3 separate regions of the Homo sapiens genome follow, and all the other regions are linked to region 3. The links are chromatin loops, found by intact Hi-C in ENCODE. Cell type or tissue: heart right ventricle. All regions are shown on one strand.

Region 1 (8,000 bases), 180 kb before region 3:
AGACATGTGGCAGACAGCAGAGCCAGTGGCGACTAGGGAGCGCCACCAACTAGCATACAAGGCAGGATTTCTCAGTTACCCCCTTGAATGTAGTTGCCGCCCTCTGCCAGTGAAACCAGGGCCCCGTCTCTCTTATCTAGTTTGTGCAGTGCTCAATGGCATGCCATGCACCAGAGGTTTGTTAAAATATATATGATGATGGTAAATACAGATTAAAATAAAGTGCTGAGAAGCCAAGCCTATTAACTCACCTTGAGGTCCTTGCCCTGGTGGAGAAGCCATGCAGAACAAATGGCCCTGTAACGCTCCAAGCCAAAAGCCCCCAGTGGGAAGACTTTGCGATCAGCATGTGCGGAGGAATTAACTGCACACTCCCTTTAATGTTCATCAGAATTGAACGCTGCTAATTTACAGCACTTCAGCACTTCGGGGCCCCTTAGAGTCTTTCCAATTATGCTAGTGAGGAGGTGACTGGCTTGTGATCCCCATGGTGAGACTGTGGAAGCAGAACTTAGCAGCAGAGGCCCGGGGTTCCAATGCACCCGTCCTAATGAAGCACATTGTTTGCTCCATTCTTACTGTCCACGACCCCCAGGCTTCCTGGGCATTTTCTTCACCCTGCTTTCCCGTACCCATTCTGGAATGGAGAAGCGGGGCAGTCACACAACTAACGCTGGGAGCAGAGTGTGTGTAGCCTTATATTTCTAGTTAAAAAGCAATAAATCCGAAGTCAGGTAATGAATTCCATTTTGAGTAATCTCATTATGGACATCTATTCAAAGAGTCCATATAGCACAGGCAGAATGACTGGAAAACCTAGTATAATGTGCTGGCTTTTTTCCCTGTGCCAAATTAACAGTGAAGGCCTTTTAAAGGATGCTTCATTTAGGCTCTCTTATTATCAGAAATATTATACAAGCTGGAGCTGAGGCCTGACTGCAGTTGCACTGCCGCGATAACTCCCAGTGTTGGATCAATGGCTGGCAAGATTCCACCGTCAAAGGAGCTCCAAGCAGCGAGGCAAGAGGCCCCAGTGCACTGTTCTCTCCTGGAGCCTCGAAGAAGGAAAGAATAGGAGAAGAAGGTCCTGGAAGTGTAAGTGGCAAGGGGATTTTCTCTGGGACTTCTTTCTAGGATCGTCGTGCAGGATCCATTTTTAAGGTGTATTGTACAGGATCTGTTTTATTCAATCCATCTTACATTCAGTTAGCCACTGGTTCTTCCTGGGGCGCTCATCAGTTATACCACCACTTTATAACTTTCAGCTGCTTCCCATTGTTGTCTTTAAAAAGTTTAGACTTCTCACCTGAAAATCACCAGGCTTCCCAAACTTAAATGTACACACCCATCACCTGGGGATCTTGTTAAACTGCAGTTCTGATTCAACAGTCCTGAGGGGCGGCCTGGGATTCCATGCATGTAGTAAGCTTCCAGTGGCCTATACTTGGAGGAGCAAGGCTCTAGAACATTGGTTCTCAAACTTGAACTTGCATTAGAATCGCTGGAGGGTTTGTTAGAAGAGAGGTTCTTGGCCCCGCCCCCAGAGTTTCCGATTCGGTAGGTCCAGGGTGGGACCTGAGAATTTGCATTTCCAGATGTTCCCAGGTGATGCTGAGGCTGCTGACCCAGGCAGCACAATTTGAGAATCATTGCTTAGAGTAATGGTTCTCAAATCTGGCTGCACATACGTATTATCTAAATAAAAATGAGGAGATTTAAAAACATATGGATTCTCACCTCTGACTCAGATTCATGAAATCAGAATTTCTGGGGATGAGGCCCCAGCATCGAAATCTTTTTTTCACTCCTTAAGTGATTTTTTTCAATATGGATTGAGAATCATTGCTCTAAAGCATGGTTTTCAGCACAACTTCCGTACGGTGTCTAGATAGGAAAATAAGACTATGCCCTTAGCCCCAAATTTGCTTTGTACTTCTGTATTTCAGAACTTTGGATTAAACTGGTTTTTCCTCCCTGAAATATCCTTCCTTATGCACTGTCAAAACCCCATCTGTCTTTCATGGTTTATCTCAAATCCCATCTCTTTCATGAGGCCTTTCTCCAGGTCTGCAGCCAGATGAGAGCTCTGTTCCTTGAGCTTTCTAATTCAATTCACAATTGAAATGCTTGTCCAGGCACGGTGGCTCATGCCTGTAATGCCAACACTTTGGGAGGCCGAGGCGGGAGGATCATGAGGTCAGGAGATTGAGACCAACCTGACTAACACAGTGAAACCCCGTCTCTACTAAAAATACAAAAAAATTAGCCTGGTGTGGTGGTGGGTGCCTGTAGTCCCAGTTACTCAGGGGGCTGAGGCAGGAGAATGGCATGAACCTGGGAGACAGAGCTTGCAGTGAGTCGAGATGGCGCCACTGCACTCCAGCCTGGGTGACAGAGCAAGACTCCATCTCAAAAAAAAAAAAAAGAAAGAAAAAGAAATGCTCACCTCCCTCATTTTGTCCCTCCTTCCTGTTCCCAGAATTATCCTGGGCAGCCTCTTTTGTAAAACCTACGCCCGTACTAGGGTTATTTATGTGTCTGTTGACCTTGCCCCACCAGCTTGCAAACGACTCACAGGCAGGAACTGTACCTCATTCATCCTGCTTGTCCTTCCTGAAGTGCATTGTCCTATCCTAGAAGAAAGTCCCTCACTTAGTACCTATTGAGTTGCTCTGTGCCTCTGTGGCCCTGGACATACACTTTCTTTCATAATATACACCACTTGTGTAGTTGCCCTAACCTTCTCTAGCAGATATAATCTGCTTGAGTGGAGGGACTACGCCATGCACATCTTTATATCCTCACATCCCTCTACCCTCAATACACACTCCTTTTTAGGTTCTTGCTACTCAAAATGTGGTCCACGGACCAACTGCATTGGCATCACCTGCAGCTTGTTAGAAACAGTCTCTCAGGCCCCACCCAGATCTACTGAATCAGAATCTGCATTTTAACAAGGTCTCAAAGTGATATGTGAACTCATTAAAGTTAGAGAGGAACTGGGCACCATGGCTCAGGCCTGTTATCCCAGTGCTTTGGGAGGCTGAGTTGGGAGGATCACTTGCGACCAGGAGTTCAAGGCCAGCCTGGGCATAGTAAGACCCCGTCTCTACAACAAATTTGCCGGGCATGGTGGTACATGCCTATAGTCCCAGCTATTAATACTTGGGAAGCTGAGGTGGGAGAATCACTTGAGCCCAGAAGGTCCAGGCTGCAGTGAGCCAAGATTGCACCACTTCCCTCCAGCCTGGGTGACACAGCAAGACCTTTCTCAAAAGTAAAATTAAATTAAATTAAAAAGTTAGAGAGGCACTTCTTTGGGAGGTGACATAGTAAAATATTTAAGAGAATGTGTCCTCGACTCAGACTATTAAGCTTGGGCAAGTTGTGTAAACTCTCTATGCCACAGTTTTCCCATCTGTAAAGTGAGAATATTAACAGTCCTCACCTCATGGTGATGTGGAAACGTTAACTAAAGTAATATGTAAGTAAAACACTCAGAACATTATAAGCACTCAATAATACATTATCAACTATTATTACTCAATTAAAACTGGTTAACTTTAATTGAATTTGAACTGCCACCTAGAATAGACAAGAAAATGAAACACAATTCTGTATGGATGTCAGAAACATGAAATATAAAATGTAATAAATAAAAATATTAAAAACCCCTTAGCAAATGTTAAGGAGCGTGTCAAATGATTCCTGTGTTGAACCTTAAGCATTTAGGTGGCTGGAGCCTTGAAAGTTACCATCCCCCAATTTTCTGCTGTGTCACTAGGTTTTTTTCTATTGAGCAATTCTTTCAGGTCGCCTCCACTCTGCTCTGCCTAAAGGACAACTTCATATAGTGCATTCGTGTCTTAGACTCCCCGATCTCCTGTAGCCTTTGCAATTACCTCGGGCCATGAAATGCGCTCCTTGCTTGGTTGAAACATATGCACACACTGCCCCCTAGGGGATATCCTCTGTCATGACCCTCCAAAACAAAAAAAAATCTCTTGGGGTGTAATTGGCTTCAAGGAAAAGGGCTGAAACCTTGACTGTAACATCCTATACCGCTTTGTAAATACTATTGGTCCACTCTAAAGTTAGGTAATAATAACATGCACTACTGTTGAGCCTTACTAGAATTTGTGAAATAGAACATGATATATGTGACCTGGATTTGTTTCCCTCAAATGTTAGGAAAAGGCATTAACACAGTGAGAGTCTAGAATGATAATCTACATTTGAAATGAATCCCTGTGTTTGTTGATAGAAAAAAATGACACATTCCTATCCCATACAGTAGATCCACAACTTAAGGTATTGAAGGAATGGCAGGGTAATGTTAGCAACATTATGATGAAATTCATTCAACAGATAATTATTGAGAGGCTACTATGTCCCCAGCACTTGTGGTTTTCACTGAACAAGAAAGGCAATCCTTGTTTTCATGGAGCTGACACTCTACGTAATATGGTAGTCACCCACTCTTGTCTCCCTGCTGTCCCCCTCAGCTTCCGGTGAGTTTTCCTTGGCTCTAGGGGGTGCTGACTTGCCTTGGGGTGGAAGACAAGAACAGCCAGTGTACCCTGGTCACCCCGAAAGCATCTCATAGACAGAACTCCGTTACAACCTCATACAACCTGATGGGTTGTTTTTCTGTCTTTTTTGTTTTCTCGTTGTTTATGGTAGGGTTTTGTTGTCTGTTTGTTTTATTTTGGTGGGTCTTTGCTCATTCCTGGCATCTTTCCAGGCCTTTTGGAGCCATACCAACTGAGTAAGAGAGTAGTATCTCGCAAACCAACCCCCAACCCATTGTTGTCGTCTGTCTTAAATCCTGCTTCATTCCGTACGTCTCCTGTGTCTTCTGCCAGGGCTTCCCTAGGTACAACTTCAAATTGAACATATCGTGGCTGCTCAAAATGAGAAAGAAACATTCAACAATATACAAGCTGCAATGTTGTCATACAAATGACCAAGAAAACATTTAATTTGGAGGAAAAAAGAGCTTAAGAATGGGTGTGTGTGTGTGTGTGTGAGAGAGAGAGAGAGAGAGAGAGAAGGTACTACAATACATCACAGCATGTGATCCTTATCTTGGCTCCGGAGTGGAGGAGAGAGAAGGACTATGAAGACCCTTAGAGCAAAAAAGTTTTGCCCACCATGCTGCTTGAGGCACACAGAAGAACCAAGCTAACTTCTAATTAAGTAAGGTCTCCAAAGTTACTAATGGATTCAGTTCAATGGCTCCATTTGAACCCACAAACTTACAATGTATTTCTTTCCTCATAAACTCTGTCACTATCATCATTCTGTACCTACCTTCTGGTCTCCTAAGCTGCCTCCTGATATTCATAATTCCCTCCTCATGGTCACCTTGAAGACATAATGGCCAAGCCTCCTCTGCTTTTGGTGTGCCTTGGAGATAGCTGGAGTCCCCTTGCCTACAAAGTTGCTGGGGGCAAGACTTGCAGTGACCACTGTGTGTCCCCCCATCCTTGAACCCATCCCTTGGGCTCCTCCTGAGATCGTGCTCAAGCTGATGGGGAGCTCTGAGAAGAAACCATCCCACCAGAGTGGCCTCACATGTGCACACATCCTGGATGTTTCTGTATGTCAGTTTCCTTCTCCTTCCTCCAGAGCTCTTTGGATGTTGGAGTGAGGACTAACAATGAAAGACTGTCTTGCCCCACCCAGTCCTATTTTCAATTCATTTCCTGAGCTTACATGCCATTTCCACCAACCAGCCACTCAGCATCCACAAATGGCTACCTCTGTGTCCTACTCTGGGTTGGGCCTTGTCTGTCCTGTTTTCTGTAGAATCTCCAGCACTAGAAGAACACCGAGCACAAGGCAAGACACTCAATAAAGAAAACAGGTAGGTACCTCTATGGAGCACTGACTGTGTATAAACTGTTCATTTCTTATTTAACTGATCCTCATAACAAACCCCAGTCTACGTCTGAGAAACAAACTTGAGTCTTACAGAGCCTAATAACGTGCTAAAATGTCACACAGCTGTATGTAACAAGAACAGAATTTAACCCCAGAGACCCTAACTTCAAAGCTTTTATCCACTATGCTGTGCTACTTCCTCTCGGAGGAAGGGTTGCTATTTGAGACTTTCTTGCCTCCTTGTTTGGGGAGCAAAGCTAATAAGTCAGTTCAGTCATTAGAGAAACCTCCAGCAATATAGGAGTTAAGAGCTGAATCTAGCCGGGCGTGGTGGCTTACGCCTATAATCCCAGCACTTTGGGAGGCCGAGGCAGGCGGATCACGAGTTCAGGAGATCGAGACCATCCTGGCTAACACAGTGAAAACCTGTCTCTACTAAAAAATACAAAAAAGAAAAATCAGCCAGGTGTGGTGGCAGGCACCTGTAGTCCCAGCTATTTGGGAGGCTGAGGCAGGAGAATGGTGTGAACCCAGGAGGTGGAGCTTGCAGTGAGCTGAGATTGCGCCACTGCACTCCAGCCTGGGGACTCAAAAAAAAAACCACAACTGAATCTAGAATTATGTCTTATTTCTCCCATCCTTCTCCTTTGGACTAAAGATTAGGTATTTCTTCCCAACTCTCCTCTAGATCAGTTGAGAACAACCAAGACCACCACCGCCAAAGCAAATGCCAATTTTCAGCTGGGGTCTCTTAGCTCAAGACAGAATAGAAAGCTCTGCAGCAGGCTGAGTGCCCCAGGAACCATCAGTAGGAACAGTGCCACTACTGAATACCCCAAGTGCTTGTCAATGGCTTCCTAACAAATGGCTTCATTTAGACTCTCCTACAGGTCAGCCGCTGCATGTCCACCCGAGACTGCTAAAGGTCACACTCCTGCACTCTCTTTCCTTTTCTGGAAAATGACCTTGAAACCGTAATGAGCCTGGAGGAAGCCAACCAGACAGGAAATAAACCCGCTTGGGTGCGTGTGCTTGTGGAAGAGTTTTGGAAGACCTTCCATCCCCTGGGAAAACACTTGTTTGATACAGTCATGGCCAGCTATTATTCGTGATCTCATTGGTGGGAAGGCTGGTGGGGATTGATTTCAAAATGAACTTTAAGCTAAGAGGGCAGCTAGGAGGTGGCTCTGAGAGGCTCTGTTGACAGGGGCCAGTGGTGATGTCAGAGGAGCTCGGGTCAGGAATTCTGGGGCAAGGGCAGAGTTGATGAACCTTATTTTTAGATGGTGTTGATATTTTTAGTGAAAGTCCAACAGCCTCTCCATTTTTGGTTGGGGGGATAGAGGGAGAAGGGATGACTTCCTGGAGTTAGTCATTTCCTCTGCTGGTGAAGAGATTTGGCGGTGCTCCTATGTCATAGGAAGTGCCTGGAGATGGTAAACACTGCTGACATAATGGGAACTTACACCATGGGTGTGTCAGAGCACACATATTCCTTCCTGGACCCTGGGCCAGGTGAGTGGGGGATGCTTCCTGTTTTTGGCTCTAGGAGGATTTTCAACTTCTGGGAGCTGCTCTGGAGAATAAATCACAAGAACTGCTGGGCTAAGCAGCTGAGGCCACAGACATCAGAAAGTGATTCGGTGGCAAGAATTGTGGAATGTGCCCTGGCAGTTCCCAGAACTGCCGAGTCATCTTATCCTCTCTGAGGTGTATATGGGGCCAAGTGGGTTTGGTTCCAATACCATAAAGCGATCCTCATCTGAAATTTGCTCGCTTGCCAGAGATGCCCTTAGTGCCTGGATCTCATCCATGACTAAATTCATTCAGCAGAGCCTCCTGATTGCGCCTCTGAAATCTCCTATGAGTCTGGTTCCTGCACTGTACCTCTCCAGATGTCCGTCACCTCTTGTATGGATTAGTAGATCACCCGCTCTCCCTGACAATGATCTCTTCCATGTGGGCCCTCCTCCACACTGCTGGTAGTAGGCGCGGTCTTGGAAAACACATAGCAACCTTGTCACCGTTCCCCTTCTCCCTTGTCCATAGTAGATATTGCTAATCGCTCACGGCACTTTAACTACTAAGCCCAGACATAGGTGACCACCCAGTCT
Region 2 (8,000 bases), 1.8 Mb before region 3:
AAACATTATCTTGATGAATGTGCTCTAATCAACACCCAGAAAATTACGTCTGAAAGTTGGTTTTATATATACTTTATCCTCTGAAGGTGAAGTCAGAAGCTGTTATTTTAGTTGGTTTTACTGGGAACCTGAAAGAAAGTAGAGCTGACAAAATAATGTGAAAAAATGATTTGTAAGAAGCAAGACAATCAGTTTAAAGGACTCCTTTGCCTTCCGGTCCCTCTAAGTTAGGATGTAGGAGTGGATTTTATGCATAACAAAAGGTCAGTCATTTCTGGGCTCCAGAAGGATTAGAGGATTGTCTGATGACATCAGCCTCTTTCCTTCCTGCTGACCATGGCCTTATTACTACAGAAAACGGGAAGGACTGGGGGAAGAGCAGATGGATTTGGGGGATGGGGTTGTGGGGAGTCAGAAACACTGAGGTTTAATCTCAGTTTGGAAATCGCATGGATGTCCGGGGAGGAGAGGCCAGTTGGAAAACTAAAACTGGCAATTGAAATTCATTGGGCAACTTGAGTGAGTTCTGATCAGAGTAGAATTACCTGCGTTGTGAAAAATCAAAGAATGCCAGGAAAAAAGAAAGCACAGATGAGATAAATAAATCAGCATTAGCCCTCTTCTGGGAAGACTTGCTAGGGTATTAATAACCTGCTTGAGCTTTTGATTTTTGTGACTGTCTCCAAAATGAACGATCTGTTCACTGTGGGATGAGGATGTGCCAAATCGAGTTCACCAATTCACCCCAGATAAGTGGCTCTGTCTACACCTCAAGGCTCTCAAGTCTGGGTGTACCTTTCAATTCCTTGAACTTTCTGCAGTTTTGGGATAAAGGAGGTGACTGCAGTGCCTCCTGGGAGTACAAGGAGGATCTTCCACAGCTATCAACTGCTATCAACTGTGTCAACAGGGCATTTATTTCTCAAGGCTGGGTCTCGAAGAGAGCTGTAAATATTTGAAACGGGAAGGCGATAGGAAAAAAATGAAGCATTTAAACCAGCCATCTTTGTTAGACTAACAGGCGGCTGTGATTGCCTCTTCAAGGTGACCTTTGGACACAGGTTTATGGAAGTGTGGAGAAATTCCCGGGCGCCTGGCAGTGCCAGTTCCTGTGTGTGCATGGCTTGTTGGCGGCAATTACTGAGCGCGGGAAAGGGATTGCATTATTAATATATGAATTATTAATTATTATAATTGCATTTGTCATTTATTGAGCACCAGCCATGCACTAGAAGCTGAGCAGACCTTAAGAGTCCCTGCCCAGTGGGGGGTGACTGAGGTAATTACATTTGAAATAGCTGCAGTCACAGGCTCACTGTACAACTGGTGGCATATACTAAGTGCATGGTATAGCTCCTGTTCTTTTACTCTGTCTAGAGCCATATATCCTCATATGCTTTTTCTAATTTGTTTGTGTAAAGATGGGGGACAAGCTATTTGTCAAGATGAAAAATGCTGCATCAAGTTATTTTAATTAGTATTTATTATATCTTCCTACTGGCAATAAGAGACCAAATGAGAAAATGCTTCCACGACAAAACACATGCAATCCTTTTTTTTCTGGCCAGCCACCTCTTGAATGAGGGCTGAGGGGTCAGAAGGGGAATCCACACAAGGGTGGGGGGACAAACCCTGCTCTGTCGGGAAACCACCTCTGGGCTCACCTAAGTCATGGGTATCCTATTTGCCTGGCACAGGCAGCACATCCTAAGAGTTAATGTTAATATTTAACTGTTAATGCGTAGAGTCCAAGGCTAGGCACGGTGGCTCACGCCTGTAATCCCAGCACTTTGGGAAGCCAGGGTGGGCAGATCACTTTAGTCCTGGAGTTCAAGACCAGCCTGGGCAACATAGTGAGACCCTGTCTGTGAAAATAAAAAATATATAAATTAAAAAATCAAAACAACAAAATACGTAGAGTCCTACATGTTAAGACTGAAAACAATTTTAGAAATCACCTTGCTCAACCATCTCATTTTGCAGATTTGGAAACAGGCTCAAAATGTCACACAATCTGCCTGAGGTTATGCATTCAAAGCTGAGCTCGGGCTACAACTGGAGCAGGTCAATCCATTGGTCAGGACCTCACTGCTCGACAATGGTGTTTACTCTCTTTAGAGAAGGAGCTAGTATAGAATTGGATTCATGAATTGGAGAGGAGAAGAATCAAGTTCAAGTCATGTGGGTCACTTGTAAGAGTTTTCCATGCAGACACTGTGGGTGGTTCTTTTCCCTGTTTGCTCTTTGTTCGTCTGAGAAAAAGGTGCCATCAGTCATATCATTCATTACATACAATGATTCTCCAGTCTTCAGATGCAGTAATATCATTCATTACACACAATGAATCTCTTCAGATTCTTCCTGAGGGGTTCCTACCTTCCTATCCTAGGTTCAGTCTAGGGAAGGGGTTGTGAGGGTCTGAAAGTCACTGCCCCACCCGAGTCTCATCTATCCATCAAGAAGAGCAGGTTTCCCACCCATCGTATCAGGAAGATGGTCAGGGGCCATTGTTGTCAGGGCTCCAGAGTGTGACTTCATCACCTGCCACTTTGGCAGTGTTTCCAAAAGGTTCAGAGAAGCACAGGGGGACTGAGCCGCATCTTGGTCTGAACCTCTGTACATCATTTGGGGCTTCCCAATCGCATAACACTGCCAGCTTGAGACCTCACAGGATACATCTGTCTTTTTGTCCAGGCATGGTGGAGATGGTCGTCTGTGCGCTTTACCTCCTCACCTTCCTGATGAGGCCAGGCTGTCCTTATAGTGATTTGGAAGAAGGACTGCAAAACAACCATCTCTAGCTGAGGGCTTTTCTTTTCCTGAAATTTTCGCAACATAGATGCTGTATGTTCCTATTAGTCTTAATAAGCACTCTGCTGGGGATGGTGGACAGCCTCTTGGGTGAACATTTGCTTATTGCCTCTTCCTAAAGGGCCGTAGTGGGGCATATTAATAAAACATATGCCGCCTTCAGTAAATGGGATCTTTATTTACAATGGGAATTAAAACATGGGGATATTACCTATAGCAGGCCTTCACCATTTGTTTCTATGCATTTCTGAGAACACTCCACATATGTTTCTAGATTCTTCATCTTCCAGGTGAAGAAAAGTCATGAAATCTCTGCATTAAACTGCTCATGTAACCTGGAAATGATTATGTTGGAGTTTCAGATCCAAATCCAAGCCTCCAGTTTCTTTGCACTTCAGTACTATTTTTTCTTTTCTCCTAGCTAGACTTGAAAATATTAGCTTGCTGGACCACCAGATATGTCTGCCATTTTGAATGTCTACTTCTTTATTCATATTGTAACCAATGCCAGCTAAGACTGTCCTTACACAGTTGTATAAATGACCACATTCCCATCTACTTTGTAAATGCTTTGGCATTCAGAATGCATATGCATTTTATTGTATTTCCCTGTATTACGGCTTTTCCACTGGGAGATTAAGAGGCTAATTCAGAGACATGTGATTACAGGAAGATGTGTGAGGAAGGCAACAGGGATCCTATTCTATAAGGTCCGCTGGGCCCAAACAAGGAATCCATATGTTTCCATTTCCCTAATAGGCAGAGAAAATAAAAAACAAAGAGGCCTAGAGACACGCACCTGCACAAGCAACCGAGCAGAAGTAACCTATAAACACATGAAAAGCAGCTCTCCAACAATTCCATCTGCATTTTATTGAAAGAAATCTTTGAAAAGGAGAGAGAGAAGGTACAATTTACAAGAACCATGGTATAAATCCTGCCACAGTGCCAATTGCTAAAAGCACTGGAGCCTGGGAAGGAGGGAGAAATCCATTCATTCATTGCCCCCAGAAAATAGGCATCCAGGCTGTGGCATACCTCATGCACCCCGTGGGATTTACACCTCTGACTGGCTGATTGCATGAATCACCTTGGATTGATTGCTTCTATATAGAATGTTTCTTTATAGTGTATATGCCTTCTCATCGCAGCTCAGCTCAATTCCATTCTGCTGAGCCTCTTCGGGACACTTTCCATGAGAGATGCAGGAGAAGGTAATGTTGTGTTTGTTGGTTTCTCTGGTACATTTCAGGACTGATTTACTCTTATGCCGGGTGCAGAGCGAAATTCCATCATTCCCACATCAGGTGAATCCTAAATCAAGCAGCCCCATCCCCATTTCTACAAAGGACCATGCACTTTTCTCTTTCTGTATTGTTATTACCCTTTAAAAACTCCCTCATGGACATGCATATGTCTTTTCCCTTTCCTTTCCTCTCGCTTCTCCCTTTTTTCATGGGAAAATAATTTTGTCCATCGGATATATCACTCAGCATGTCTGGTATTAATGCTTAAGGCGGCTGCTTTCAAGGTTGATGTTTGCTTCTCTTTAAGTTTTTTATTAGCTCTCCCTGAGACACTGGGTTTCTCTTCCAGGGCTGTCCATCTGTCTCAGCCTTTTAAGGGTTTTGGTCACTCTTGTAGTTGTTATTTTTCCCCGCTGTTGTCCTCATTCCCGGTGCTCAGGCCACAGAAGATCTCTTTGGAAAACCTTTCAGATCATCGGAACTGGCCACACTAGACTGAAGATTTGAGAGACGCACAACTTGAGAATGTTCCAGGGTCTCTCGGACAGAAGCACCACGGAGCAAACACCGGGAGCCCAGCTCCTGTCGCTGGCAGCGCTCCTTGGCGTGTGTTCATGTTGCTGGCGGGCACTAGGTGGCGCTCCAGGCTCGCTCACGGGAGGGAGGATGCCCGGCTGTCTCGAGAAGCGGCCCCGGACCGGGAGGGACCCTGCCCGACCCCTCCACCCACGCGGGAAGTCGCGTAGCCCACACAGCCCTCTGGGTGTCTCTCGGGCTACCGTGTTTCCACCCTTCTCTCAGACTCTCACCCCTGTAGACCTGTCAGGGATGAGCCTCCAGGATTGTGGAGGGCATGGGCTGGGGCTGGCCTGAAGGATTTAAACAAATGTTGGTCTTCCCCCAAGGCCTGAAATCTCTTCAGTTCATTTCTTAACATTAGTGTGGAATACTCTATCCCGGTTACTTATTTTTACCACGAAGAGGAGGTTTCTATGAAAGAAAGAAAGAAAGGGAAGGAAGGGAAGGAAGGAAGGGAAGGAAGGGACTTACTTAAGAGCCCGTGGGAGGCAGCTATGGGAAGATGACGTGAGCCTGTTTTCTAAAGTAAGAGAGTGTGCAGGTTGCTTAATCTCCTTGGCTCTCTGGACCTCAGCTTTTCTCTGTAAAATGGGAACGATAACGCTGCTGTGAAGATCAAATCAGACTCAATGTCCTTGAGGTCTCTCTCTCTTTTCAACAGGGTCTTACATTCTGCCGCCCAGGCTGGAGTGCAGTGGTGTGATCACGGCTCACTGCAGCCTTGACCTCCTGGGCTCCAGCGATCGTCCCACCTCAGCCTCCCAAGTGGCCTACCAACTAGCAAATTTTTGTATTTTTGGTAGAGATGGGGTTTCATCATGTTGCACAGGCTGATCTCAAACTCCTGGGCTCAAGCGATCCGTTCGCCTCGGGCTCCCAAAGTGCTAGGATTACAGGCGTGAGCCACCGCGCCCGGCCCCCTTTGTTTTCATGCCATCAGTCTCTCCTGGTTTTTATTCTCTTTCTCAGGCTTTTAAAACGTCTCCTTTGTGGATTTTTTTTCCCTTTCTACTTTTTCTTAAACGTGGGTGTTTCCTGGGTTTTAGCCATACCAATTTATTCTTTTGCTGTGGTGCTTGTTTTAAATAACCCCGTGTGCTTTCTCTGGAGAACATTGACTACCAGGTGTCAGCTTCCCCTGCTGGTTCCTAGATCCCGGCCCACTTCCCGCCTCTGTCCAGGGCTCTGGATCCAGAGGTCAGCCGCCCACGGCGCCATTCCACAGAGTCCTCCCGGGAGTATTTCAAGCTCAGCATGCTCTGACCTGAGTTGGTGCAGTTTTCTTCTCCATTGCCCTGCTCCTGAATTTCCTACCTCACCCATGATACCATTTGCTACCAGGCTTCCAAGGCAGACCCAGGGCGCCACCCTTGCCTCCTTCTCCTCCTTTATTCCTCACAGCCAGTAGGGAATACAGTCAATACAGAGCTTTCCATCTGTACCCCTTCCCCACCTCCCCACAGCCCCCCAGGTGGGCACCCCCCACCTGCTTTCCTTGCCTCCAGGCTCCTCCCTCTGCCATCCTTCCATCCCGTCCCCAAATGCAGTCAGAAAGAACTTGCTAAATCAGCTGGGTGTGGTGGCATGCACCTGTAATCCCAGCTACTCGGGAGGCTGGGGCAGGAGAATCACTTGAGCTGGGAGGCAGAAGTTGCAGTGAGAAGAGATCACACCACTGCACTCCAGTCTGGGTGACAGAGCAAGACTCAATCTAAAAAAAAAAAAAAAGAACTTGCTAAATGTGGATGTGATGGTGTCACTCCTCTGCTTCTCATCCTGTTGTGATTTTTGTGAAGAAAACCAATCACAAGTCTTATAAGCTCTAACCCCTGTGGCTGTCATCCCGCTCCCCCAGGCCCAGGAGCTCGCTCTCTTCTCCTAGAATCACAACTGGGCCCCCAAGAATCTTCCTCAGCTGACCTCTCTCCCTGCCTGGGTGTGGAGTGGGGCTCTTCTGTCGTTGTGTCCATCACGCTGCATTGTAACTTTCCTAGCCGTGGCCTCGCTGTGTTTTCCCTGTTCTTCCTCCCAGCATGGGGGCTCCATAGGGCAGAGCTCCGAGGTCTTCCTGGCACACAGTACATGCTCAGGGGTGTCAGCTGGAGGCACACTGAGTGACTGAGGGCACTGGACTCTGCCCACTAGCTTCACTGGGTTCAGTGAGAATGGAAGCGTGTTGTCGGGTGGAATATCTGATGTGGGGAAGAGAAAGGTGAGTTAGACGCAGAACCTGCCCTCAGTGAAGACACATCCTGAAAACTGCATTGATGCAGCTTCATTCAGGTTTTCAGATCCCACCGAAGAGCCATGCCACATTATCCACCTCCCTATCCACTTCTGCACAAGTCTTTCCCATGGCTGGAAGCTATTGAGGGGCCCTTCCGTTTCTTCGGGCTCAGCCTTGGGTCTGGAAGGACTCAAGCACTGCCCGTAGGCACACAGACTCAGGGTTTGCAGGCCGAGTGAATGGGCCTTCCAGACTCTGGAAGGCATCTCTGGCTGTGAAGAACTTCCTCTCACCCCGCTCCCTAGATGCTTAAAGTCTCGATCACATTCCATTAGAGCTGTTTGGAGTTGATTTTCTGGCAATGTCTCCCAAGTGGCAGGGTATCATCTATAGCTCATGACTTTTTTTATGCTCAGGTTCATTTAATCATAGCCAAGGGTCTCCTAGTTCATCAGGATCAATATCCTGACAGGATGCAATCCATCAGCTTGGGCAGCATGCCAAGGGGTGGGCTCTGAGCATCCTGGTGCCTAGGGTGGTCCTGGCTGTGCCAGGCAGAAGCCCGTGTGGCCTCCCTATGCCTCAGTCAGCAGGGCCCGCCATGCTGGTGAGGAGCCAGACATGCCTTAAAGTGGTGCCCGGTCCCCAAGGCCCATGGGACCTTGGATGCCTTCCATGGTGTACCTGCTGGGTGAGATGTGTCCCTTCCAGGATGCTGTGTATGGAATCAGAGATGTGAGGCTTGAAGAGCTCAGCACCCTTGGGTCATCTCGCCTTCCCTCCCACCAGGCAGAGCATTCCCCAGAGTGTCTTTCCATCTTTCCTCAGCTCTGTCCAGCACAGTTATAGGAGTCTCATGTGACTGAGTTTCAGCCACTTTCCTTGAGGGAAAAATTCCACACTCATACACAGTTGGTGGTCTCAGAAAACGTGCAGCATCATATGATGGATGATGTGGGGGCAGAGAGCATTCCCTGGTTGAGTACTTTGCTGTTCAAAAGAAAAAAAAAGACCTTAACTGTCTCTCTCTCTTTTCATTTTTTTTTTCTGTTTAAAAATTAAACAGGTTATGGCCAGGTGCAGTGGCTCATGCCCGTAATCCCAGCACTTTGGGAGGCTGAGGTGGGCAGATCACC
Region 3 (8,000 bases):
TGCAGAGTGCTGTGATCATGCAGCTCTTGGGATACCCTTAAAGTTAGGCATTAGTTAGCTTCTTGGCAATCTTAACAGTCAAAACCCCCAAGATGTGTTTAATGCTATCCTACTTGTCTATTTTTGCTTTTGTTGCCTGTGCTTTTGGGGTCATATCCAAAACATCATTGCCCAGACTAATATCAAGAAGCGTTTGCCCTATCTTTTCTTCTGGTCGTTTATTGTTTCAGGTCTTACATCTAAGTCTTTAATCAATTTTGAGTTGATTTTTCTATATGGTGTGAGATAAAGTTCCAGTTTTATTCTTCTTCATGGATATCCGATTTTCCCAACAACATTTATTGAAGAAACTATCATCTCCCTACTGTGTCTTATTGGTGTTCTTGTTGAAGATCAATTGGCCATAAATGCAGAGATTGATTTCTCGGCTCTCTATTTTCTTCTATTTGTCCATGAGTCTATTTTTATGCTGGTACCATGCCATTTTGCTTACTATAACTTTGTGGTATAATTTGAAATCAGGTATTGTGATGCTTCCCAGCTTTGTTCTTTTTGCTCAAGATTGCTTTGGCTCTTTGGGGGGTCTCTTTTAGTTCCATATGAATTTTAGGAAAATTTCTGTGAAAAATGCCATTGGAATTTTGATAGGGACAGCATTGAATCTGTAGATTGCTACGGATTGGGTAATGTGAACATTTTAACATTATTAGTTCTTTCAATCCATGAACACAGGATATCTTTCCATTTATTTGTGTCTTCTTCATTTCCTTCATTAATGTCTTATACTGGTCGGTGTACAGATCTTTTACCTCCTTGGTTAAATTTATTTCTGAATAGTTTTTATACTATTGCAAATGAGATTTTTTTTTAGATTTTCAGATCGTTCATTGATAGTATATGAAATGCTACTAATTTTTACATATTAATTTTGTATCCTGAAACTTAAAAAGCTTCTGCCCAGCAAGAGAAACAATCAACAGAGTAAAGAGGCAGCCTATGGAATGGGAAAGAGTATTTGAAAACCACGTATCTGATAAGGAGTTAATATCCACAATAGATAAGGAACTTAAATGACTGAAACAACCCTATTTTAAAATGTGTAAAGGACCTGAATAGACGTTTTTCTAAAGAAGATATACAAATGGTTAACACATATATGAAAAAATGCTCAATATCACTCATCATCAGAGAAATGCAAATTGATATGCAATGAGATATCATCTCAACACCAGGTAGAATGACTATTATCAAAAAGACAAAAGATAAGTGTTGGCACGGGAGTGGAGAAATGGGAAGCTCTGTACATTGTTGGCAGGACTGTAAATTCGTACAGCCATTGTGAAAAACAATATGGAAGGGCTCCTCAAAATTTTGAAAATGGAACTACCATATGATCTAGCAATTCCACTTCTGGGTATCAGTCTAAAGGAAACGAAATCAGTATTTCAAAGAGATGTGTCTGTAATCCCATGTTTATCTCAGTACTACTCACAATAGCCAAGGTATGGACTCAACCTAAGTGTCTATAAACAGATGAATGGATAAAGAAAATATGATACACACATGTGCACACACACAGTGGAATACTATTCAGCCTTATAAAAGAGGGAAATTCTGACATTTATAACAACATAGGTAAACCTGCAGGGTACTGTGCTAGGTGAAATAAGCCAGCACAGAAAGGAAAATATTGCAGGATCTCACTTATATGTGGCATCTAAAAAAGTCAAACGCATAGAAGCAGGGAGGTGGTTGCCAGGGGTTGGGAGGTGGGGAGGAAATGAGGAGTCATTGGTCAAAGGGTACAAAGTTTCAGTTAGGATAAAGAAGTTCTGGAGATCTGTCATACAGCATGGTGTCTATAGTTAATAATAATGTATACTAGGCCGGGCACAGTGGCTCAAGCCTGTAATCCTAGCACTTTGGGAGGTCAGGACAGGCGGATAACTTGAGGTCAGGAGTTCGAGACCAGCCTGGCCAAACTGGTAGAACCTCGTCTTTACTGAAAATACAAAAATTAGCCAGGTGTGACTGTGGGCGCCTATAATCTCAGCTACTAGGGAGGTTGAGGCAGGAGAATCACTTGAACCTGGGAGGCAGAGGTAGCAGTGAGCTGAGATTTTACCACTGCACTCCAGCCTGGGTGACAGAGCAAGACTGTGTCTCAAAAATAAATAAATAAATAAATAAATAAATAAAAAAAATAAAATTTCAGTTTAAAAATAATGTATACTTGAAAATTTCTAATAGATCTTAAATGTTCTTGCCACACACAAAAAATGGTAAGTATGCCAGGTGATGACTATGTTAATTAGTTTGATTGTGGTGATTATTAAACAATGTATACATATACCAAAACATCACCTTTATACTGTAAATATATATGTTTTTATTGTCAAGTATACCTCAATAAAGCTGGAAAAACATTTAATTCAAAAATAAGATAAACATGAAACCCTAAGATGCTTCCTTTTTTGTGTTTTTAGTCCCCAAATGCAATGAAATTCTGAGTTCTTAAAACCACTCTTTAGGGACTATGATAATTTCCTTATCGGTTCCATATGTTTTACTAGTGTGGTCTCAGAGGTTAGGAATCAACATTCCTCTGCCCCCAATTTCCCTTCCTTCCTAAAGTGCAGAGTCAACCAGAGATGAGTACGAGCATCCTGGTTTATAGGTTCCACCGGGTCTTTAGAGACCATCTCCTCACTGACTTTATTCGGGGGCTTTATCTTCCTGCTCGAATGCTTTTGTAGCAGCCCAGTGCCCTGAGAGTTGTTCTGGGAGGCACCAGATATTTATTTAAAAAAAACCATTGTTCTCTTATGGGTGCCACTTGATTACTCACTTGCCAACCCTAATCAACAGATGGAAACAATTTTGAGCACCTCAGTGAATGATTTTTTCTCTCCTTTTATATCAACCTATCATTCTGCTTGGTGTTGAAAGTGTGGAAGGGTGAGACACTCACCTTGTTTACCATCAAAGTGGGTATCAGAATGATATAACAGCAAGAGGCACCTGCGTTTCAATCCTGACTTTTATTTGTAATGTAACCTTGTGTAAGTGATTTAGCCTCTCTGACTCAGTGTCCTCATCTGTAAAATGAAATCAATTGCATCTAAGGCATAGGGTTGCTTAAAAGATTAAAGGAAATCACAGGCAATACCCTTAGCCAAAAGCCTTAGACAAAGTAGGCACTCAAAAAAATGTTATTTCTTTTTCCTTGGGGAGAAGAAAAAATACACATATGAAGCAATTAGTGAACGAGACAGCAGATACACAATGCTAAATTGCTGGTAGAGTCAGTAAGTGCTCAAGGAGCCGGAGGAAGGAGACTTCAAAGTAGGCTGGAATCTACAGGGAAGGGCTGGGGAGAAGGAAAAAAAGGGTCAGCCGCTGGAGGGTGGGTCAGAGGGAACCACTGGGGAGACGGGCCGGGGAGGGGCGGCAAGCTCACTCCTTTTACCTCTGGGTTTGAAACTGACTCCATAAGCCCTTTGGGAACAAAACTGTTTTGCCCCATTTGGACTTCCGGGTGTTTAAAAGTAGTGAGGGATACTAACCAAACAACCATAATAAAGGCGTAAAGTTTTGTTTCTTCTTTTGTTTTTTAACTAGCAAGGCCATAATGAAATTTGAAGCAGAAAGTGAAAATTTGCATCCATCTCTGCTGCAGGAACCCTGTTTTAAAATTTCCTCTTCTCAGATCTGTGTCCCTAGGAGGACGCAGCGCGTGATGAAATACAAAATTCTCCGTTGCTGATAGCAGAAGTGATTAGAAGGGGGGTGGGTGAGGCAGAAATCATCTTTTAGTTTAAACTGTTGTAAATCAGACCCGAAAACTAGGCTATACATTATGCTTTTGTTACTCTGAGAGTTAAATTATAAGGAAATGAACTGTGCATAATAATTCCCCACGTCACTGACTTGCCTCCTTCTCAGCTTAATGTGCTCTCCTATGAAGCAGGTTTAGCGCTTGGAGCCATGGCTGGGCGAAAGGCGCCCTCTAGTGGCTATCTTCTACAAGGCCGCCGGAGGGGCGGGAGAGACCGTGTCCCCACCTGGACAAAGAGAAGCCTCATCCTCACCTGCTTTTGGAGACACTGGGTCAGGAAGGTCAAAGGAAGTGGCTTCCAAGAGAACTGTGTGTCTCCAGTTGACTTTTCCAAGTTGTCAATAAAAATTGTGAATTCTTGTTTCAATATCAGTTATCTGATACCTGTGTCAGTACCTCCTCCAGCCAAGCAGGGAAATAGCAAACAGGAATTCCCGTTTAAATTTCGTGCATTTCACCCAATACTTGGTAAAAGCTGAATAGCATACAGCTGCCAACCCACTCCCGCCCTGGCCTGCCCTCAGTTCTTGTTGAGCTCCATTTTCTGAGAGAGAATGCCCTGGTATTCGAGAAGGCCGCCTAACCAAATTCCTTGCAGAACAGAAAGTTTCAGATAGTTCTGGGGCCCTGCGAAGCCTCTCACTAGAATGTATTATTTTTTTCCTTAGACCAAAGCAATTAAAAAAAAAAAAACTCAGAGTTTCAACTACAGAACTCATAAAGAGGCTTCCCACTGACTGGGTTTAAACAACAACTGAAAAAAAAGGTCTGGTTGAAGCAGGGTTTCTGCTCAGGATTTCTTCTCTCTTCAGGTGACCTAAGAAGGCTGACCAGAAAGAGTTCACCCTCTGTCACTTGCCTGTGCTCATGACTAATGACACCAAGAGTCATCCGTACCCTGAACACTCCCTGCCACATGCTTCCACCCTCTTTCTTAAGTGGATGGTGTGGAGAGGTCACAATAACACACAGCCTGAAATTGCTCTAACTGTAAACCCAGAAAAGCTGAGACTGGTCTCATTTAATTTACAAAGTTTACTTTGCTAAGGTTGAGGATGCGTGCCCTGTGAGCCCGTGACACAGCCTCAGGAAGTCCTGATGACATGTGCCCAAGGTGGTCGGGGAACCGCTTGGTTTTATACATTTTAGGGAGACATGAGACATCAGTCAACATATGTAAGTAGTACATCAGTTCTGTCCAGAAAGGCAGGGACAACTCAAAGCAGAGAGGGGGGCTTCCAGGTCACAGGTAGGTGAGAGACAAATGGTTGCATTCTTTTGAGTTTCTGATAAGCTTTTCCCAAAGACACCATTAGAATATGCAGCTATCTCAGTGACCAGAGGGATGACTTTGAATAGAATGGGAGGCAGGTTTGCCCAGAGCAGTTTCCATCTTGAATTTTCCTTTCAGCTTAGTGATTTGGGGGGTCCGAGATATTTCCTTTCATATAACTAAAGCCTTCTTGGTCCCCTCCTGGGACCCAGAACCAGAGTCCACCTCGTGATTCTGTCGCATTCTAAAACCTCATGTCTTGCTGGAAACACGGCAATGGGAATTCTCAATTTCTGCGTTACGCACAGGATTTCAGGTCCTGGGTTCTTGATTGGGCTGGAGTGAGTATGTGCTACAGCCAGCATTTGAGGAGGCAGAGGAGGGTTGGGGTGCAAACCCCAGCATGCAGATGCGGGCGCTGTATTTAAGCATTACATATGGACTTAGCCCCTGACAAGCTCACAGCAGAATTTATGGAGCGCCTCATTCAGTGTAACAGCAATAGGCTCCATTTTAATGAATCCCCTTGGTAGTATAATCATCATTCAGACAGAAACAACCGCTATATGGGGCTGTGCACCCTCTCACTGACCTTTGTACCTTCCCACTGAAACTGAATCCTTTCCATGCTTTTTTCCCATTGCACAAAAATTTCATTTTTAAAATGAATCAATATGTACTTAGGGAGTGCCGTGGGGTCGGGGGTGGGGAGAAGAGGGAACAGCAGTTTGAGCCCTGGGTCTAGTGAGGAAGGTGAATCGGTTTACTGGGAGGCGTGGTTCTCCTTCATAAACACCATGAAACAGAATTTCATGTTACAAATTAATGTGTGTGTGTGTGCGCAATTTTTTTTAAAGCATGTGCTTTGTTTCTGAGAGCGCATAGACACCACATGCTGCGGTTGCTATGGTAATTACTAGCCTCTGTTGAATAGGGACGCAAGGGGTTACATAGAAGAAAACCAACTGGCAAAAGTGCATGTTACAATGAATAAACCCACTTATTTCTAAAAGGTTGCAAGAGGCACTCAAACCAGAAAATAAAGGAACTGGAGGTAGGGGCACAATTTTTCAAAGACCTAACAAAACCATCGCCTATAGCAGTTTTCATCATATATCTGGAGTAAAAATTGTCCAAAGCCCTCGAGACATTTGCTCATGTGTTTCAATAGGCAGAAGACACAATCATATCTAAAAGCAGTACGATATTATGCAATAGTATTAATAACCATAGTAGCAATAGTAATAGTAATAATAATGATTATAATTTATTGAGTGAATGCAATATTTCCAGTAATTTTTCTATTTTATCTCATTTAATCCACACAAAACCCTGAAATATATTCATCAACTCATGTTTCCATTTAGTTTATATTTTTAAAGCAATTTCTATGAGGCAACTGAGCCGAGCCCTGAAGATGTCAAAATGTGGAAAACCTTGTTTCTCCCTCATGGAGCCCACGGCTAGTGGGAGAGACAAGAGGTAAATAGGCTCATGACAGTGCAAGGTGTTAAGGAAACTCACAGGAGAAAAACTCTCTCACGGATCTTGGGGGCAGCGGTGGGGAAGGTGGTAGGGAACCCCGAGGTAGTTCTTCTGAAGAAAGTGACATATCTGAGCAGGGTGTAAGAATGGTGAGACTTCAGCAGAGGATCAGGGAGGAGGGGTGTTCTAGACAGACAGAAATCTAGGCAAAGCCTCCATTTGGAAACAGAGTCTGACAGGTTCCCTGAAAAGGAGAATTCACTGTGGCTGAACCTGGAGTGAGTTGGGGTTGGTGAGAGAGCCAGGCAGAATAGGCAGGGCCAGATGGAGAAGGGCTTTCTGGTATGTATGAAGGGGCTTGGACTTGGTCCCAGGGTCATGACAATGGGTCTTTACCAAGTCAGTAAAGAATATGTAGTGGAGGAGAAGTAACACGATTCAGTTGTGTTTCAGCAAGCTCACTTTGACCACAATATGGAGGATGGATGGGGGAGGGCAAGAACTGAAGCAGAGATCAGAGGGAAGGCTGTGTGGTAATTCCAGTGAGAGAAAATGGTGGGCTGAATTCAGTAGAGCCAGGAAGGAATGGCAGCGGGGGGGCAGATGTGTGTCTATTGAGAGGGGCCTGATAAACAGGACTTGGTGTGGTGGCTGAGGTGGAGGAGGCCAGCAGGTACTATTACCCCTATTTGACCCCTATTTGACTTTAGACAGAACTGAGGCTAAGGAAAGCTTAGCAACCTGCCCAAGGTTCCTGCTATAAGTGGCAGGAACAGGATTTGAACCTGTGCCCATCTGGTTTCAGAGCCTCTTCTTTCCATTACACTGTGTCAATTCCCATGGCTGAAGAAGAGGCTCCCTACCAAAATCTGCCATAGGAGTGTTGCTTACAAAGGAAGAAAGGAGCGCTGTCTGATTTGGCTAACTAAGGAACACAATGTCCAAAGGCAGACTGGGAAATTTTATAGATGAACAAGAAGCTTTGGGGACAGCAAACAGAAATGATTTATACATTTTGTAGTTACCTTTATCTCTTAGCTTACCAAAATAAGGTAATATGCCATTTGCTTTTTAAAAGATTTGCTTTAAGAAGCATTTAATTTGAGAAACAATATTATATCTTCTACAAAACCAGAGCTAAAGATATTTTCTTCTTTGATGTTCCACAATGACTCTTCTGTAAGAAGCAACATGATTGACCAACTAATTACTCAAGTGCTTTACTTTATTCTAAGAAGAATTTAAGATAAAATACATGATGACATTTCTTTTTGAATTTAATAGCAGCTATTAGTTTAACTTTCCACCTTAAATGTGTCTTTCAAAGAAACATATAGAGATAGAGAGGAAGAAAAAATGAAAGCAACAACAAAAAAATTACATACAGAGAATTATATAACCTAT

The links. Peaks named below come from ENCODE experiments on the same cell type or tissue, not always from the same donor. Only the 100,000 strongest peaks of a DNase experiment are listed, where the experiment ranks them.
Region 1: it touches region 3 in a loop (2.8-fold over the local background); 15 of 110 quality-filtered maps call a loop at or near these places.
Region 2: it touches region 3 in a loop (5-fold over the local background); 16 of 110 quality-filtered maps call a loop at or near these places.

Annotation. Positions count from the first base shown.
Region 1 is chr2:204,321,540-204,329,539 of GRCh38, reverse strand. No RefSeq gene overlaps it. Among named protein-coding and RNA genes, the nearest start is that of PARD3B, 220 kb to the left of the region's middle. RefSeq lists an enhancer at 6,704-7,903. In heart right ventricle, CTCF peaks have their summits at 3,761 and 3,960 (motif pointing left); DNase peaks (open chromatin) are centred at 3,939 and 7,419; H3K27ac peaks cover 2,639 bases; H3K27me3 peaks cover 585 bases.
Region 2 is chr2:205,922,710-205,930,709 of GRCh38, reverse strand. No RefSeq gene overlaps it. Among named protein-coding and RNA genes, the nearest start is that of INO80D-AS1, 160 kb to the left of the region's middle. In heart right ventricle, CTCF peaks have their summits at 4,490 and 4,695 (motif pointing right); a DNase peak (open chromatin) is centred at 4,709; H3K4me3 peaks cover 677 bases; H3K27ac peaks cover 293 bases; H3K27me3 peaks cover 4,716 bases.
Region 3 is chr2:204,141,427-204,149,426 of GRCh38, reverse strand. It overlaps LOC124907966 (a long non-coding RNA gene), which reads left to right. Exons shown (of 2, transcript XR_007088054.1): 2 at 3,968-4,205. Among named protein-coding and RNA genes, the nearest start is that of ICOS, 210 kb to the right of the region's middle. In heart right ventricle, no CTCF peak of the experiment used is centred here; a DNase peak (open chromatin) is centred at 4,006; H3K4me3 peaks cover 855 bases; H3K27ac peaks cover 873 bases.